Regions from separate parts of the Homo sapiens genome. Here region 2 is linked to region 1. A link is an interaction called in ENCODE POLR2A ChIA-PET data of the cell type or tissue named here. Cell type or tissue: MCF 10A. All regions are shown on one strand. Links, peaks and the distances in the headings refer to the core of each region. The heading gives the core; the rest is flanking DNA. Region 1 overlaps MED12L (mediator complex subunit 12L). Region 2 overlaps MED12L (mediator complex subunit 12L).

The links. ChIA-PET counts read pairs that join two places held together with the same protein. Peaks named below come from ENCODE experiments on the same cell type or tissue, not always from the same donor. Only the 100,000 strongest peaks of a DNase experiment are listed, where the experiment ranks them.
Region 2: POLR2A ChIA-PET joins it to region 1 with 5 read pairs; 2 of 35 experiments call an interaction of 5 or more read pairs at or near these places.

The regions. Positions count from the first base shown.
Region 1 is chr3:151,301,070-151,310,904 of GRCh38, forward strand. All of the region lies in intron 16 of MED12L (mediator complex subunit 12L), which reads left to right. The region is part of intron 1 of GPR87 (G protein-coupled receptor 87); the gene reads right to left. Among named protein-coding and RNA genes, the nearest start is that of GPR87, 11 kb to the right of the region's middle. In MCF 10A, for the core only: no CTCF peak of the experiment used is centred there; DNase peaks (open chromatin) are centred at 4,172 and 4,502.
Region 2 is chr3:151,216,907-151,226,741 of GRCh38, forward strand. The region is part of intron 16 of MED12L (mediator complex subunit 12L); the gene reads left to right. P2RY14 (purinergic receptor P2Y14) reads right to left here. Exons shown (of 3, transcript NM_014879.4): 2 at 2,629-2,736. Among named protein-coding and RNA genes, the nearest start is that of GPR171, 19 kb to the left of the region's middle. In MCF 10A, for the core only: no CTCF peak of the experiment used is centred there; no DNase peak of the experiment used is centred there.

The DNA of each region.
Region 1 (9,835 bases), core at 1,570-6,569:
CACAGCAGAAGTCAGAAAGTGTTTTTTTGGTTAATGCAGCATAGGCAATGATTAAGGCTCTCAGAATCCCTCCTTTTTGGGTGCCAGCATCACATTATTTTTTAATGTAAGGCAAAGAGGTAAAACTCTACTTTCTTTTTATTTATTAAAGTTTACTGGGGAGAATGACTGACGCAGTTAATTTTCTAGACTTTATAATAATGATCTTTGGATTTCAGTAAGCCTAAAAAGCTTGAATCCAGTTTCTCATGGAAACATTTCAAGGAAATTGCCTGATAGACACATTTTTAGTTTTATGTTTCTCTGTTCTCAAGTTGTATGGTTGTCCTCTTCAGATGGCTTCCTGTAACCTTCCTCACTGACAGTTGCAGTAAGAGAGAGAGAGCAGACAGTTGGCCAATAAGCAGGACATAGAGAGAGAAGACTGGGAGAAAATATTTGCATGTTATATTTCTCATAAAGGATTTCTATTTAGACTATGCAAAGAACTTTTACAGCTTCTTAATAAGGAGAACAGAACCCAATTTAAAAAAGGTCAAAAGATTTGTCTAGACATTTCACCAAGAGCACAGGGAAAGACACTGAACATCATCAGTCAGTAGGGAAATTCAAATGAGAACCACAGTGCTATACCATCTTGCATCTACCAGAATGGCTGTATCTGAAAAAGACAGACAGTAACAAGTGTTGCTGAGGGTGGTGAAAACAGGACCCCTTATACACTGATGATAAGAATTTAAAATTACGGTACAGCCACTCTGGAAAGAGTTTGGCAGTTTCTTAAAAAGTTAAAATCAAATGTATCATATGACCCAGTAGTTCCACCTCTAGGTATCTAGCCACAAGAAATGAAAACTTATGTCCATGCAATGACTTGTATGCAGTTGTTTATAACAGCATTATTCATGATAGTTAAAAGCAGAAAGAAGCCAAGTGCTGACTGGAGAGTAGATGAGTCAACTGTGGTATAGGCAAAGGATGGAATATTACTCAATAAAAATAAGTGAAATACAGCTATTGTATAGATGAACCGTGAAAACGTTTTGCATGAGAAAGAAGCCAGATACCTAAAGACTACATGTGTTTAGGTGAAATGTCCAGGAAAGGCAAATCTGTAGAGGCAGAAAGTCGATTAGTGTCTGCTGGGGTTGGGGGCAGGAGTGGAGGGCATTAAAGATATTATTGTTTTGCTCCTTAATCCTGTGTTACTGTATGGTAAGGCAATTCTTGAATTATAATTGCTAACTAAAGATAAGGAGTTATTCTTGTAGTGTTAAAGATCACGGAATGTGAAAGTCAGAACATGCTAAATTCTGGTAACTAAGAGATCACAATAGACTTTTGGGAAATCTGCTTGCCCCATAATCTTTTGAATCATGGGAACAATAATACCTACTTTATAGTATCTAGCATCCCTCCTTCATGAGGCTAAATTGAATATACATTTATAAATTAAGTGCTTTATAAATGCCAGTTTCTGCTTCTGTTATTTCCATTAATCTTTGCCTAAATTAAAGTCAAGATCTTGTTACTCTTATTGGAACTCTCTGGTTTAACCAAACTGCAGACTGTCAGCCATATGCCTGAGTTTAATTCCCTACTTTTCTTCATACCCATTCCTGCCCTGTGAATGGCCTCCTTTCTCCCCTCTCTCCCTACCTTGGGAATCTCTGCTACTTCTTCAGTACCAGCCATAACCTGATCTCTTTCATAAGGTCGTTTACTAAGAGTCTGCTCATATTTCAGGCCCTGGAGTTTATAAAGAAGAGAAAGGTACATTTCTGTCCTCAAGTTTAGAGTCTAGTTGAGAATCCAGAAATAGACCATTTCAATATCGAATGAGAGGTTTGGGATGCTGTGAAGATACAGAGGTGTACCCGAACTGAGGGGAAGCAAGGATTACAGAGGTTCCATGACAACTATGATGCCCAGGTTGTGGCAGGTTTGCCCAAGGTCCAATCAGAAAGGAGCACATGGAAATGCTGAGTGTAGCCAAAGATAAGGTATAATAGTCTACTGAGGAACTGGTGACAGCATGTAGAGATGGAGATATATGACAAAATATGAGGCATCTTAAAGAATCTGTGGCTGAATGATGCTGGTGAAAAGGGTTAGAAGATTGTTGGAGGCCTCCCAGGTATTTGACTATAGATTTTAGTCTCTTTCGCTGATGTAGGACCCATGAAAGGACAAACACGTACTGGGAAGAGTGGAGTTTAGTTTTGGATTGGTTGATTTCATGATGCCTGTGTAGTATGCATGTGGAGGTGTCTACTAGATGATTAAAGAGAAAGGTCTGGAGCTTGGAGAAGTACTCCTGGCTGGTGATGTCTATCTAAGGCCAATAGAAAATAGGTGATAGAAGAAGCTGTGGGAATGAATGAGATTGTTCAAGATGAAACTGCACAGTCGGCCATGCATGGTGGCTCACGCCTGTAATCCCAGCACTTTGGGAGGCCATGGTGGGTAGATTACCTGAGGTCAGGAGTTTGAGACAAGCCTGGCCAACATGGTGAAACCCCATCTCTACTAAAAATACAACAATTAGCCAGATGATGTTGCGTGCACCTGTAATCCCAGCTACTGGGGAGGCTGAGGTAGGAGAATTGCTTGAACCCAGGAGGCGGAAGTTGCAGTGAGCTGAGATCACGCCACTGCACTGCAGCCTGGATGACAGGGTGAGACTCCGTCTCAAAACAAACAAACAAACAAAAAACCCAAAACCACACAGTGGAGTGAGAATAGCAGAGAGCTAATGTAGACTTTTTAATGGAGCAGTCTTAGGGTGAGGGGAGTGCCTGAAGGAGAGGCCAGAGAGTTGGGAGGATTACCAAATAATAATAATAATGTCATGTGAACCAAAAAGAGAGTTTAGGAAATGAGGAATTGTGACTAGTTTTATCCTGTGGGGGAAGTCAAGTGACATAGGACAGCAAAGTGCCACTGGATGGGATTCAGCAACAAAAAGGTCATTGTTCATCTTTGCCAGTGCTCCACGTGCTGGGGGGCCCAGGGTGTTTTGGGGAGAGAAGCCTAATGACAGAGGGTTGAGTAATGATTGTAAGGTGAGGAAGTGGAGGCAGCAATCTCAGAAAACTCTTTCAAAAAAAGAACATGCCTGTGACAGAAAGGAGACAGAGAAGGTGGGAGGTGGAGATAGATAAAGGATTAATGGAGGGTTTTCTTAAGCATATCATTCAATGTCTGGCATTTAAAAATGTTCTGGCCAGGCACGGTGGCTCATGCCTGTAATCCCAGCACTGGGTGGCCGAGGCTGGTGGATCACCTGAGGTCAGGAGTTCGAGACCAGCGTGGCCAACATGGTGAAACCCTGTCTCTACTAAAAATACAAAAATTAGCTGGGCATGGCAGCGTGCACCTGTGGTCCCAGCTATTCGGGAGGCTGAGGCAGGAGAATCGCTTGAACCCGGGAGACCTTGCAGTGAGCCGAGGTCATGCCATTGCACTCCAGCCTGGGCGACAGAGTGAGACTGTCTCAAAAAAAAATTTTTTTTCCAGCTTGGATTAAAAAAAAAAAAAATCCTGCCTTGACCTCTAGCCAAGTATGGTGGCACCGTGGTGGAGTGTATAGAGCAAGGATTTGATTCTCTCATTCTCTGAATTACAGCCCCAGCTCTGTTGGTTTTAGCTTCTAACCCTCCATTTCTGCCTGTATAAAATGGGTATGAAGACTCATCCATTATAGGTTGACTGCGAGGTTAAAATGATGAACGTTTACAAAGCAGCCTGTGTACTTGCGCAGGGTGGAGCTGAAGTCGTTTTAGTTCCTGCTGTATATCATAGGTACACAGTTGAATTTATTTAGCACTTCATAGGCTGGACAAGGGGGTTGAGGGGGGTGGATCCTTGCACCTTGTTTATGCTGAGATGGCTGTGTGGCTGGTGGCCTCAGCTGCCCTCTCAGGAGTCATTTGACTGATACTTTTGCTCCAATAGCTTGCCCTTCCTTTAAATTGTCTCAGAGCCTTACCTGCCTGCTGTCTTTCTGAATGATCAGTGCCTCAGCTTCAGCGCTCCCTGTGTGCTTTTACTACAGTGGCTCTGCATTGTCTGCATGTCCCAGCACTTGCAGGGTGTTGCAAGGAAGATTGCTTCAGTGGTAGTAAAGGGCTTGGTTCCAGGACCTGGATCCCGGGCGGGAATCCTGCCCTGCCACCTACTGTTCCTTCAGCTGAGAGCTGATGAAACCACACAAGAATGTGATGTTTGTGGTAGGCCTAGGTTTCACAGTCATTCCTGAGGTTAGATGGTATCGCTGCTTAGAGACCTGTTTTTTTTCCAGCCACCCATTGGTATTTTCCTTTGGCTATTTTACTAACCATGTTTCTTTGTTGTTGGTTGTAAAATGAGGTTGGTGGAAAAGGATTAACACATTCTCAGTTTCTCCTTGCTTTTGGACCCCGAACTTGGTGGTTGATACCTTAAGCAATCTTCAGAGCTACCCTAGGACCTAGATATATTTCCACCCCCGCCAGGTAGGAAGATACGAGATTCAGACAGTTTAATTAAGTTGCCCTGACTCACACTGTGAGTAATGGGTAGAGCTGGGATTCATATCAAATACAATAGAAACTGAAATTGCAGTTCTATTATACTGTTGTGGAGTAAAAGTGAAGAATGATTCTGGGGGGTTATTTTAGAGGACAGGAAGTGGGAGGGGGGCAGTATTGGGCAGAGGTAGGAGTCTGTTTTCTCCATCAAGCTTGTGAAGGAACTGCTAATCTTCCAAACTAGAGGTCTAGTTTTATTTGGCCTGAACAATGTTGAAAACATCAGGAAATTTCACATAAGAATCCAGATTTGGAACCCATTTTGAAAGATGAGAAGATTTGCTAGCATCCAGCATGAACAATCCAGCACTATTAGTTGCCTCTTCCTGATGGGGAAGTGAGCTCTCTCCAGTTCTCTGGCTCACAGCATACGCGTTGACATCCCTGGGCCACCTCTTTCAGGAGCATTACCTGCCGGGTCCTACAGTCAGTTGATTTGGCAATGATTATTCCGCTTATCATTTAATCTTATGTGGCTATACTTAACCTCTATAGATCCCCAATTGTTCTACTTTGATTATAAATGTATCTTTCCCTTCTTCTGTGTCTCTCCTCCCTGCAAACGCCTGATTTTTCTTGTATTACTGACCATCACTTAACCATTTCTTTTCAAATGGTTTTTCTTATACCTCTTAGCAACCCAGAAAAAAGTAGTGACAGGAGGTCATGTTGATTAGTTCACACCTGAGAATGTGTTAATAGTCACAGTGGAGCTTTTCTCTGTGCCTGCCCCTCTACTGGGGCCTTTAAGTGAAAACCCTACTGATTGTGTTATAAAACTGCTTTCGGTGGGGAAAAACTGAGGTTTCTGGTGTTACGAAAAGCTTCTGAGTAGTGGAATAGGGACTTGACCCCAGTTGTGTTGGATGCCCAAACATTTGCTCTCTCCCCAGAAGGGCTATGGGAGGACAACATCCAGGACTACTGAACAGCTACTTTGGACACCCAGCCTTGTGGTCCACACAGAGCCAGCCTGCTGTTGCAGTTCACTGGATTGGATCTTGGCATGGGTGGGGAGTCATTTGTACCACGCCGGGGGAAACTCTGTCAGCAGGAAGAGCAGGCCGGTGTGCCCTGCCCTGCCATGGCAATGCTTTAACTCTCCCTGGGCTTCATCTCTCTTGTTATTGCCCTCTGGTCAGGATCTTGAAATATCAGTGCCAGTTAAATGCTGGCTCCCTAAATGCAGTTGCTCATGATTAATTTTTGACTTAGTGTTTGGTAGTGGTGGTTCTCAAATGACAGAGTTATAATATCAATATCTTTGCTATCTGTCCTCCACTCTCCAGTTTTCCCTCTAAAAGCTCACATCTGAAATTGTAAGAATTTGAGATCTGAAGGTTTATTTTGCCACTTTAGTTCTGAAAAGCTATACTGAACTGATTGATTATATAGAGATATTGATGTAGTTCCTGCATTTTTGTGGTAAAGAGATAGTCTTCACAAAAGCCATCTGATAGAAAGTTTATTTGAAAGATACAGGATCTCTTCTATTTTGGAATCACCTATAATCTAAGAATCTTTCTCAGTTTAAGCCTGACTTTATGTGTATGTGTATTTGTAAATTTATGTGTGTTTTTCAACAATGCTAAGATTATAGCTCTGCTGAAGGCCTGGGGAAAGAGGCAGATTACCTCACTGGTTATGAGTTACCTCTTATTGTAATGGAATTAGGTCACTGTATTCATAGCACATTTCATTAATGCATGCATGGAGTTAGTCTCCTAAATGTGTTGGAATGCAAAGCACAGCAGCCCTTCATTCAGGTTTTTCAGGTGCTACACTGATGTTCTGTTCTCATAGTTTTGCTGGTACATGTAGCTTACAAATAGACCTATTTTGGTTAACAATTTAGAGTTAAATTTTTTTTAGGTGACCTCAGGTAACTTGCTCTGTGTGTGTGTGTGTGTGTGTGTGTGTGTGTGTGTGTGTGTGTGTGTGTGTGTTTAGAGCAGATGGGGGGTTGATGTAAAGTGGATTGTAAACTCCCTGAAGACAAGATTTGTGTCTAATGGTTCTTTATAACCTTAACCTCAAACCTGACTATTCTTTTTGACAAGTGAGGGAACTGAGCAGGATTCAACAACCTGCCCAATACCACACAGATGGTGAGAGGCAAAACCAGGAAATGAGCTCTAGCTTTTAAGACCCCAGAACAGGCTGCCTCTGTGGTGTTGCTTTGCTGGCCTAGTGGAGTGTCAGAAGTAGCTTCCCTGGTAGAAAGTGTTCTAGACTGAGATTCCCTGACCAGTGCAAAGTATCCTAGACCTGGATTCAGTAGGCAGCTGTTAAGTTTTTGGCTCAGTCTGTGACCCTGTTAAGCATTGTACCTCACAGAGCTTGAGCCTCCTCATCTATGAAACAGGGAGAATAATAAATACCTGACGTACTTCCCAAGGGTGCTGTGTGAATGTGGTAAGAAAACATATGTTAAGTCAATTTTATATTGTAAGTGCTATAGTAATGTAAAGGTGTAATTCATGGCAAGTATACTTTGCTTAAACATATTTCTTAAAAAGCATATTTAAGAAATATGCTTTTCTTAAACAGAAAATAAAAATACACTTTTTAACTCAGTAAGTTGTAAAATTTGAGTAAAATTCCTACTACTCACATTACTATGGCTATTGTGAGTCAGATCAGGAGATCTGTATCACATTACTATGTAGTTGTGAGTAATAAGAATTTTACTCAAATTTTACAACTTACTGAGGTGAAACATGTATTTTTATTTTCTGTTTAAGCAAAGTATAAATTCCATATAGGTAACTTCTGGATCATTTATGTAAGAGGCTAGTCAGTTTAGGGGCCACAGTCCCAGTAGCCAACATAGTGGTTTTAAATGAATATGTTCTAAACTAAATACATTTCAAGTGACTTCTGGCCCTTAAAGATATTCTTAGAATTCAAGACTCCAGGTAAAGTCTTTAGTTGTTTGATTACTGTTTACTAGGCTATTAAAAGATGCAGAATGCTTTTCACAAGTTCATGTAGATGCTGTTCCTTGTTTTGGAATAGCATCCTGTGGCTTAAGCATTCTACTTAAGAGTTATAATTATTCTTCATGGTGGTGGTGGTGGCGTCACCTTGATATTTTAATACAGTCATCATTATAGTTTTCTGGGCTGTGGGATATGGTGCAAGTATTCTCCAGACCTTTCCATTAGAACTGTTGTCAGGTTAGCTACCCTTATTCTTGTAATCACAGCTTAACCAAACCTTAATGCTGTTTAAGTTAATGGAGTAAGACAATTACCTAAGAGAGCATTTTTACTTCAATTTCATCACTTGTCTTCACTGACAATTTTAAAATTCTCAAGTGAAGTCTTTAATATGAGTGGATATTTCACCTTTCTTAATCAGCATCAAACGTTCACTCTCATTTTTCTCTTCTCATGAATACAAATAAATAACCCACCCTCACCCATATGTAGTAAAAGGATCTGGGATCACATATAACTCATTTCATGAAATACACGCACACACACACACACACACACGCACACACACACACACACAACGTTTCTTCAAAGTAATTCATACTTCAGTGAATTTATCAACTTCTGGCATTAATCATGTTTTAAACAATGTCTCTTAAACTAATAGGAATATTTGAATTAAAATATTTTTCTCTGGCTTGATTTATAGATGTAGTAACTTCCTCAACTAGGAGAAATAGTAACCTGTATATTTGTATTATCTTAATATTTGCCACATGCATTTTCCTGCTATTCACATTTCTTTTCTTGATGTCCTCTTCTGTCACAGTCTTCACTGGCTTACTGTCTTATATGGGATACAACTCAGGCTCCTCTGCAGGTGATGAGGACCTCCTGACCTGACCTGTATACCTGCCCACTTTATAGTTCCTGCACCAGACCCTCCTTACCTTGCATTTTATCCTGAAAATCCCTTCTGCCTCTTATCTATTAGGCAAGCTCCCTATACCGCCTTCAGGTGTAACTCATCTGCCTCCTCTTCTCAGAGCTTTCCATGTTATCCCCATGTGCCACATAAGTGCTCCTCAGCCCCTGTGGTTTCCCATACCTCCAGCTGTTGTATTCTATTTTTGTTGTTTGCCTGACTACCAGAGTGTCCTTGCATCCTTTTATCTCCAGGGTCTAGCAGAGTACCTGCGGGCACAGAGTCAGAGTTCAAAAACACCTTTGACTTACTATTAGGCAGTCATGGAATTTGGCCTCCTCTCTGACTTAATTTCATTTTGGAAGGCATATGTCAGTTTTTTGTTTTTTATTTTTAACAATTTTTTTTTCTGCCTTCTGAAGTGAAATGGTACAACCCAGGGAGGGGTGGAGACAAGAGTAGGAATTGGCCATTGACCTGTGTAAGGCATGGCTGAAGACCAGGAAGAAGGCCTGATCAAACCATTAGGAGGCTAATCAAACGCTGGGCCTGCTGACATTTCTGAATAGCTCACTGTAAAGTTGGGGGAGCTAAAGTGGAGGGCTGCAAATTCAAATGCCAGCAGCAGCCCCACAGGTTATGTCAGTGAGGAAAGTCAGCCAGGTATAAGAAGAAACAACAGTACCAGTATGCTAATAAAAGACAGCTAGTATGTCTAACACTTATGAAATTTTCATAATTAGAATAAAGTACACTGGGGAGAAGGAGGCAGAAAGGTTTCCATAGAACAATTATGAAGAAACAGCAGTAAGATGAAAATATTTAAAGTGAGCCACATGCCTGGACCCCATTATGTTGTCTTATCCTGCCTCTGTAAAATGGCTTTGCCTGGATTAAGCTTTGAGTTGGTGTCTTCAAGCATTCAGCCCTTTTCACTGTGCCTACTCTTTGGGTGTTCAATACAACATTGGTTCTTTATGTTAAGACTCATGGGAGAAAGTTATTTCTACTCTACATAATAAGAATGGTGTTCTGTAGGCCAGCTATGAATTTATCAACACCAAATCATTATGCCTTCTTGTTTTCCTGTTGGAGTTGAGATCCACCTTAAGGCCCAACACCATCTGATAGGGATGAATGCATTTGGTGAACTAATTTCTCATATGGTTTTTAATTTCCCACCATTCTTTTTCCCAGGCTTCATTTGTTTAAATTTAAGTTCATTTGAATTAATTTCATATTAAGCATCTCCATAAAACACCTTATTTTTGTTGTTGTTGGAACCAGAAAGATTATAAATAAATAATTATATGAGTACATTGGAAGGAGAGCTTAGTTGGCTTGAAGTTAATCAGGTTGTAATTGACAGAAGAGGAAAGGGAGGCAGTATGGGAAATGTA
Region 2 (9,835 bases), core at 1,943-6,942, 84 kb before region 1:
TTGCAGAGCTTGAGAGAATGCATGCTGCTGTATTCCCAGGTCTAATTTGGTTTCCCAGTCCTAAGCCACACAACCCCCCAGCGCCTGGCCATTGTGGTGTCATACTCATGGTAGGTACTGAGTACTTGTGGGATTCACTTGAGTTTAAAATATAAAAAACTGTAGCTGTTATTTTGGAAAACAGAAATAATAACTGTGTAATATATAGTTATATGGTGAAATATTGAATAATTTCCCAGAAATAATTTAATGAGAGCCAAATTCCTTTCCTTTTAGAAATATTGTAGAAGCCACTATTTATAGAAATAGTGAATCCCAGAAATGATTTAATGAGAGACATAATTCCTTTTCTTATAGAAACCCTTATAAAATTATTTTCTCAGAGTCTTGTGTCTTTTGTATTTTTGAGCTGCAGTATTTCTGCATGTGACCTAATGCTGCAGGTCCAGAACTCTGCTCTCAGATTCCTCAGGTTGCTGGGAATCTGCATGTGTATGCCCTGGTGATATACACCATTCCCCTTCACTGCTCCCACCACTTTGAGTTGGATGGAAGGGACTGACTGACCAAGGTAAACTTCTAGAGCAGCTTTGCCTCCTGAAATGGAGTGAATGCACACAGCTTACCTGCGCCCTTTCCCCAAACACTGCTATTTTGGCAGTTTTGATGCAATTGCAGATGAGCCTCCAGTTTAGGGTGGGAGGTTTTAGACATGCTGGTTGGGTGCCTCTGCTACCCTGTGCCACTGTCTGGTTTGATACAGCAGAGGCTCATGCCAGGACAGATTTCTTCATCTTAAAGGAACACTCTAAAGGAACAAGCTAAAGAGAAATTCCAAGATACTCTTGGTAGTAATTTTTGAACTCTTAAATATTGATTTTTTTTTAAAAGCAGTGGGGTTAATGGTGAGAACATACTGTCTTACGGGTTCAAGTGTCTTAGAGCATGGCAGCCTTTTCTGTAGGGCAGATCAGAGCAGTAATAGACTGAGAGATGTGTGGAAAAGAAGCTCTCTTAAGGCAAGTAAGACCAAATTATATATTGAGACCAAAAGGCAGGAATATGTGTTGGATGAAAATCAGGACAAAATCATTAAAAAAGACATGCATCATTTGGACCTCGTGATATCTACTCAGTCTCCTCTCCTTATCTTTAGTACAGATTGAGATGATTTAATGTCCTCATACAGGGACCTACAGAAACTTCAAATCTTTCACAAATGAAGGAAATCGTTTTATTCTCATGCTGATTTTATACAAAAATGTAAAAATAAATAAGAACCAAAAGAATCAGAAAAGAAGCTTTTAGTGTGCTCAGCAACCCTCCCTTCCCTGCCCACTTCTCAGTTGATTCACTGTTTCTTACCAGCTCATGCCAGTCCATTAAAGAGGAGAGATAGGCAACAGAAAAAAATTAAAAGATGAACAGGACTTCTGGATGATGATTAACTGGATTACTGGATAAGCAGGCAGTCTGGTGAGCCAGTTTGTGTAGGTGTCTGTTTGTGGAGCCCTGCTCATTGATAGTTACTTCTGGTATTATCACTGAATTTCTGCTGTGAAAGTTGTCATTATGTTAACCTTGAGGCTTTAGGAATATAAACAATGCTTCCTAAATTCTAGAGATCACATTTAAGAAAGATTCATATATATAGCTAAACTTTTTAAAAAGGAATACTGTGGCCGGGCACGGTGGCTCAAGCCTGTAATCCCAGCACTTTGGGAGGCCGAGGTGGGTGGATCACGAGGTCAGGAGATTGAGACCAGCCTGGCCAACATGATGAAACCCTGCCTCTACTAAAAATAAAAAAATTAGCCAGGTGTGGTGGCATACACCTGTAATCCTAGTTACTTGGGAGGCTGAGGCAGGAGAATTGCTTGAACCTGGGAGGCGGAGGTTGCAGTGAGCCGAGATCCCACCATTGCACTCCAGCCTGGGTGACAGAGCAAGACTCAGTCTCAAAAAAAAAAAAAAAAAAAAAAAAAAAAAAAGAGGGGGGGTATACTGTAATAGTGTAAGTCTTGAAATTTTCTTCAGTGAAATTTTGCCTTGTTTCACAAATCCAGATATATGAGAATGAAGTGGTCTGAAATGTTTTAGCCTACATTGTCTACTGTCACTTTGGAGACTTTGGTAACATAATTAAAGAACATGGCAGAATGAGATTTATGAGGCCCAAAGACAGTTATTAAAGTGTAGTGGGAGCATTGTGTAGAAAGAATGTCAATGCCAAAGATTCAATCTGATTTAGATAGTGAGTGCACTTGTCCCTTAGTGCAGTGTAATATCTTAGGATTGTGCTGCATGAAGTGTTTTCAAGTTGTCATGTATTACAGATAACCTCAGGGTTCTCTCTTTGGACAGAATTTAATTGATACAAGGCTGTGCAAAGCATTGCTCACTCCAGAAATACGTTCATCTTAATAAAAGCAGGCTTAGTCAGCTCTGAGTTCATTACTCATCTGTGTAATTATATACCATGACCTATTTTCCTCTTGTATTAGAACACCTTCCACCTTCCTAATTGTGAGCTGTAATTCCTTCTGTGAAGAAAAGAATTTTTTCTTCATAGCACTTCGATGAAATTAACAAAGCTCTTGATAATACTTGAGGGATTTAAAAAATTACCTTTTAAGATTTTTTTTGCATAATATGAGGTCTCTTTTCAGTGAAGGTGTTTTGCCCAGTGAGCGTTTGTCGTCTTGAAGTGGCCCAAGTGTTTTTTCATTAAAGATCCTGCATTACACAAAACAAAAAACCAAAGATTTAAGTGAGCACCTGACTTTTTATTGGGAAAATATGTCTGTACTTACTTCTTAAATTCAGCTTGTGTAATTGTGAAATATTTCAACATGTGCATTTGTTGTTTCACTATACTTGCTATTTGTTGTCATTATTGATTATTGATTTGGTTGCAGCCTCTTGTGGGAAACTTAAACTCTGAGAGCTTGGGCATGAAGTGGTTTTGGTTATTGGTTTATATTACCCCCCCCCCCCCCTTGGATATGGATGATCGAATCAATTTATCAAATGACTGAATATAACAATTCATCTTAGCCATGAAATCATAAGTCTAATTGCAGGTGGATTTTTTTAATTGTTTTGTTTTTTAAAAACCTTTGTCTTATTGACCTTTTGGGCCAGATAATTATTTATTTTTGGGAGCTGTCCTATGCATTGTAAGATGTTTAGCAGCAGTTCTGACTTCTGCCTACTAGATGCCAGTAACCCACTACCCAAGTTGCGGTAATCAAAAATGTTTCTAGACTTTGCCAAATGTCCTCTGAGGGACAAAATTGCCCTCATTTGATTACCACCAGTGTAATGAGACTAATGTGTGGACTTTGCAGAGATAACACCTGAAAGCCATGTGGTCTGATAGGAAGAGGATAGGTTTAGCAAAATGGTGGTTGGATTTGGTTCTGCCTTAGTCTAGGTTTTCATATTTCTGAATTCTTTAAACCAGTGAGTGCTCCCTAAACTTTAATGTGCATACACATTACCTGGGATCTTGCTAAAATGAGGACTGAGATTCCATTATGTCTGGAGTTTGGCACGTGATATGGTTTGGCTCTGTGTCCCCACCAAAATCTCATCTTGTAGCTCCCGTAATACCCACATGTTGTGGAAGGGAGCCAGTGGGAGATGATTGAATTATGGGGGTGGGTCTTTCTGTGCTGTTCTTGTGATAGTGAATGGGTCTCATGAGATCTGATGGTTTTAAAAACGAGAGTTGCCCTGCACAAGCTCTCTTCTCTTGTCTGCTGCCATGTGAGACATGCCTGTCACCTTCTGCCATGATTGTGAGGCCTCCCACCATGTGGAACTGTAAGTCCAGTAAACCTCTTTCTTTTGTAAACTGTCCTGTTTCTGGTACATTTTTATCAGCAGTGTGAAAACGGACTAATACAGTAAATTGGTGCCAGTAGAGTGGCACATTGCTGAAAAGGTATCTGAAAATGTGGAAGCAACTTTGGAACTGGGCAACAGGCAGAGATTGGAACAGTTTGGAGGGCTCAGAAGAAGACAGGAAAATGTAGGTAAGTTTGGAACTTCCTAGAGACTTGTTGAATGCCTTTGCCCAAAATGCTGATAGTGATATGGACGATAAAGTCCAGGGTGAGGTGGTCTCAGATGGAAATGAGGAACTTGTTGGGAAATGGAGCAAAAGTGATTCTTGTTATGTTTTAGCAAAGAGACTGGAGGCATTTTGCCCCTACCCTAGAGATTCGTGGAACTTTGAACTTGAGGGAGATGATTTAGGGTATCTAGCTGAAGAAATTTCTAAGCAGCAAAGCATTAAAGAGGTGACTTGGGTGCTGTTAAAAGCATTCAGTTTTATAAGGGAAGCAGAGCTTAAAAGTTCAGAAAATTTGCAGCCTGACAATGCAATAGAAAAGAAAATCCCATCTTCTGACGAGAAGTTCAAGCCGGCTGCAGAAGTTTGCATAAGCAACAAAGAGCTGAATGTTAATCACCAAGAAAATGGGGAAAATGTATCCAGGGCATGTCAAAGGTCTTTACTGCAAGCCCATCACATCGCAGGCCTGGAGGCCTAGAAGGAAAAAGTGGTTTCGTGGGCCCAGCCCAGGGTCTCTGTGCTGTGTGCAGCCTGGGGAATTGGTGCCCTGCATCCCAGCCACTCTAGTGTGGCTGAAAGGGGCCCTTGTAGAGCTCAGGTCATGGCTTCAGAGGGTGCAAGCCTCAAGCCTTGGCAGCTTCCACCTGGTGTGGAGCCTGCGAGTGCACAGAAGTCAAGAATTGGGGTTTGGGAACCTCCGCCTAGATTTCAGAATATGTGTGGAAATGCCTGGATGTCCAGGCAGAAGTTTGCTGCAGGGGCAGGGCTCTCATGGAGAACCTCTGCTAGGGCAGTATAGAAGGGAAATGTGGGATTGGAGCCCCCACACAGAGTGCCTACTGGGGCACCATCTAATGGAGCTGTGAGAGGAGGGCCAACATCCTCCACACTCCAGAATAGTAGATCCCCTGACAGCTTGCACCGCTGGTCTGGAAAAGTTGCAGATACTCAATGCCAGGAGGGAGGCTGTACCCTGCAAAGCCACAGGGGTGGAGCTGCCCAAGACCATGGGAACCCACCTCTTGCATTGCGTGACCTGGGTGTGAGACATGGAGTCAAAGGAGATCGTTTGGGAAGTTTACGATTTGACTGTCCTGCTGGATTTTGGACTTGGATGGGGCCTGTAGCCCCTTTGTTTCAGCCAGTTCCTCCCATTTGGAATGACTGCATTTACCCAATGCCTGTACTGCATTGTATCTAGGAAGTAACTAACTTGCTTTAGATTTTACAGGCTCATAGGCGGAAGGGACTTGCCTTGTCTGGGATGAGACTCTGGACTGTGGACTTCTGAGTTAATGCTGAAATGAATTGAGACTTGGGGGACTGTTGGAAGACATGATTGGTTTTGAAATGTGAAGATATGAGATTTGGGAGCGGTCAGAGGTGGAATGATATGGTTTGGCTCTGTGTCCCCACCCAAATCTCATCTTGTGGCTCCCTTAATTTCCATGTGTTGTGGGAGGGACCTGGTGGTAGATGATTGAATTATGGGAGTAGATCTTTCTGTGCTGTTCTTGTGATAGTGGATGGGTCTCATGAGATCTGATGGTTTTAAAAATGGGAGTTGCCCTGCACAAGCTCTCTTCTCTTGTCTGCCACCATGTGAGATGTGCTCCACCATGATTGTGAAGCCTCCTCAGCCATGTGAAACTATAAGTCCAGTAAACCTCTTTCTTTTGTAAATTGCCCATTCTCAAATATGTCTTTATCAGCAGTGTGAAAATGGACTAATAAAGCATGATATGCTGCTGGTCCATGTACCACTCTTTGAGTTAGCATCATTTTTTTCCCCCAGATCCTGTGCCCAGGAGACATTTAATAAAGGTGATGATGGTAAAATATTTTTGTTGTAGTCGGGACTTTAGACAAGAAAAATTATATTCCAAGTAGGCCTGAAATCTAGGATCTTTGCCCAAGTTTATTCATTACATTTCATCATAATCTTCCCATCTTTATGGTCTCTTGGAAATGTAAATTGGTATTTTATACCTATTTGAGAGGTGGCGATTGTGATCATCTTATATTTACTTAGAATGTTCCTAAAAAGTCATGAGATTCTCTTTGGAAAGAAAGAGGTTAAGTTCTGCATGGAGTAATAATCTCAGTGGCCTAGGGCAGTATGGAACATGTGCTGGTTGTAAATCATATATTCTAACTTTACAACATTGAGGCTTTTATTAAAAAGTCCAAAAAAAAAAAAAAACTAGATGTCAGTGAGATTGCAGAAAAAAGAGAACACTTATGTACTCTTGTGGGATTGTAAATTAGTTCAGTCCCTATTGAAAGCAGTGTAGAGATTTCTCAAAGAACTAAACATAAAATTACCATTTCACCCAGCAATCCCATTACTAGGTATATACTCAAAGAAAAACAAATTGTTTTACCAAAAAGACACCTTCATTCACATGTTTATTGTAGTACTATTCACAATAGCAAAGGCATAGAATCAGCCTAGGTGCCTATCAATGATGGATTGGATGAAGAAAATATGGTACATATACACTGTGGAATACTATGCAGCCATACAAAAGAAATCATGTCCTTTGCAGCAACATGGTTGTAGCTAGAGGCCATTATCCTAAGTGAATTAACACAGAAACAGAAAACCAAATACCACATATTTTCACTTATAAGTGGGAACTAAACATTGGATACACATGGACACAAAGATGGGAACAGTAGACACTGGAGACTCCAAAGACGGGGAGGTAGGAAGCGGGGAAATGGTGGAAAAACTTACTCTTGGGTTTTGTGTTCACTATTTGGGTGATGGGTTCACTAGAAGCCCAAAAGCTCAGTGTCACACAATATACCCAAGTAACAAACTTGCACATGTAACTGTTGAACCTAAAAGAAAAAAAGAAAAGAACATTGCCTACTCCTGGGGAGGGAAGTAGGAGCAAGTCCAGCCTCCTTACACCCAACCAAATACCTCGTGTTTTAACTTACAAGTGGGAGCTTATAAGTGGTAGGGTGGTTGGACTTTGCTGTATCTGTGATATTTTATTTCTTAAATTCTGAATCAAATATGCCTAATATTACTGCCTATTAACACTGGTGACTGGTACATTGGTGTTATCAACATTAGTGTCTGCACTTCTGTTTTTGTATATTTAAATTATTTCATAATTAGGAATAGAAATATCTATGGAGAATGGATTGCCTTCAAATAATGCTTTTATCAGTACCCACTTATGACGTGCATTTTTCTTCCTCTTCTTTTTTCAGTTCTTATAAAGGTACAACTTTTATATATTTTTTTTCCTTCCTTTCAGTCCAGACATCAAAAGCTTTAATACACAGTGCTCTGGATCTTTTTCTATGAGATAAATACTTGTTTTCTAGCTGATTCTGTATCAATAGAAAATAGTATAGATGTATGTAATCATTTATACATTTTTAAACTTACTGAAGCCATTTTCTTGCTGCTTTAATCTCTCATGCCTTAATGTTTAACACTTTTTTTTTTTTTGGTGTCAATGTGATCGCCTATGCGGTTTTCATAGTATTTATGTGTCGTGTATTTATAGTTGTGTTATTACATTTTATGTTACTAAAATAATTTACAAATAACTGTCTCATCTGTGTTCTGCATTCCTGTGGCACTCTTGTCCGTGCCCTCTCTAGGCTCAGTCAAGGAGAATCTCACTTTCTTCTTCACCCAGAAGAAGGAATCCTCCTCCCACCCCCTATCTTTTGTCATCACCCAGAGCATTTAAAGTTTGACACTCACCACACTTCTCAGAAGCTGTCAGGGACCTAATTTCTAAGCCTGTTGTCTTTTTCTCAGTTATCCTATTTCCTGACCCTCTTTGCAGCATTTGATATCATTGATTTCCCCTTATTGAAATCTGCTGTTTATATAGTGTAACCTTTGCCTCCTGTGTACCCCTGATATTTCTTCCTTTGCCAAGGCCGTTTGTTCATTTGCTCACTAAAGCCATCAGAACATGCTTATTACATTTTATGTTACTAAAATAACTTACAGCGTTTTACATCTTTAAAATATTTTATATTATTTACTAGTGTTATTTAATTCTCTCTGTCATCAGCCTCCTAGCTTTTCTTACCCAAGCAGAGCTGGATATTTTAGAACTTCTTTCACCCTGCCTATTGGGCTTGCCTTTCTGCCCCAGCACTGTGACTCCTTAGGGCTGGGTAAACAATGTCCTATGTTTCTAAGTCATAGACCTGTCCAGGGTGCCCTCGACTTCACAGAAGTTGCTGTTCTCTCTCTGTAATTGGCTACACTCCCCTTATTTCTCAGAAATCCTTCTTCTGCTTAGCTCCTGTGTTAGTCTATTGTCTGCTGCTATAACAATACTACGTATTGAGTCATTTATAAAGAAAGGAAATTAATTTGGCTCATGGTTCTGGATTCTCTGAAGCTCAAGATGGAGGGGATGCATCTGGTGAGGCCTTCCTGCTGCATCATGGTGGAAGGGCAAGTGAGCATGTGAGACCAAGAGAAAAAGAGGGCCAACTTCTGCAGTAATACCATTAATTTGCTCACGAGGCCTTTGCTATCATGATCTAATCATCTCTCAAAGGTACCACCTCTTAATGCCGTCACAATGGCAAATCAATTTCAAATGAATTTTGAAACGGACACTCAAACCGTAGCAGCTTTCTGTCAGATCCTATCGGTAGCTGTCTCATCCGTGTTCTGCATTCCTGTGGCACTCTTGTCCGTGCCCTGTCTAGGCTCAGTCAAGGAGAATCTCACTTTCTCCTTCACCCAGAAGAAGGAACTCTCCCACCCCCTATCTTTTTTCATTACCCACAGCATTTGATGTTTGACACTCACCACACTTCTCAGAAGCTGTCAGGGACCTAATTTCTAAGTCTGTTGTCTTTTTCTCAGTTATTCTATTTCCTGACCTCTTTGCTTGCAGTTTTTGATATCATTGATTTCCCCTTGTTGAAATCTGCTGTTTATAAAGTACATTGTAACCTTTGGCTCCTGTGTACCCCTGATATTTCTTCCTTTGCCAAGGCCTTTTGTTCATTTGCTCACTATAAAGCCGTCAGAACATGCTGCCATGCCCTATGGAAACACATCAGGGAACTCTCAGGAAGATTCCAGTCTAGGGGGAGGCTGAACAGAGGGACACTTCAAGGTATGACATGGGGTCATCATTGAAGGAGGAAGCACAGGAACACAGTGAGCACGTATCTAGTTTCAGAAATGGTGGCATCAGGGCAGCCTTCCTGGAGCATGTGATAGTGAAGATTGACAAATGAGTTGGCTTTAGCTAGGCAAAGAAGAAGGAAGGAGTTTTGGGGTGAGAGAGCTATAGGAACAGGCATCAAGACTGACACGAGAGGCTGTCACAGTGGGGGAAAATGGATGGCCTAAGCTCTTGGGTAACATGATGGAATCTTGCCAATGAGTAAACGTTTACGTTACAAATGAGGACAGTGATGCTTAAAATGGTTAAGTGATTCATCAAAGGGCACCTAACACATAGCCAGACAGTATTCAAACTAATGTCTGATTGATTCCAAGCCAGGGCTCCCCTGCTCCTGAAAGAATGTGGGGGCAGCATGTTTTATATGAATGTGATCCTTTACACAGGCCCTTCAACATTTTGCTGGAGTCGCATCTTGAGAAGTCAGCCAGTGTTTTTTTTTCAAGAAAGGAATGTGCATGTGTGTATGTTTGAGAGTATATATATTATTTTTGTTTTTGATCTGAGTTTTAAGGTTTTGCATGAGGTGGATGCCTTCAGTTTCTTCAGTTATCTTCCAGAT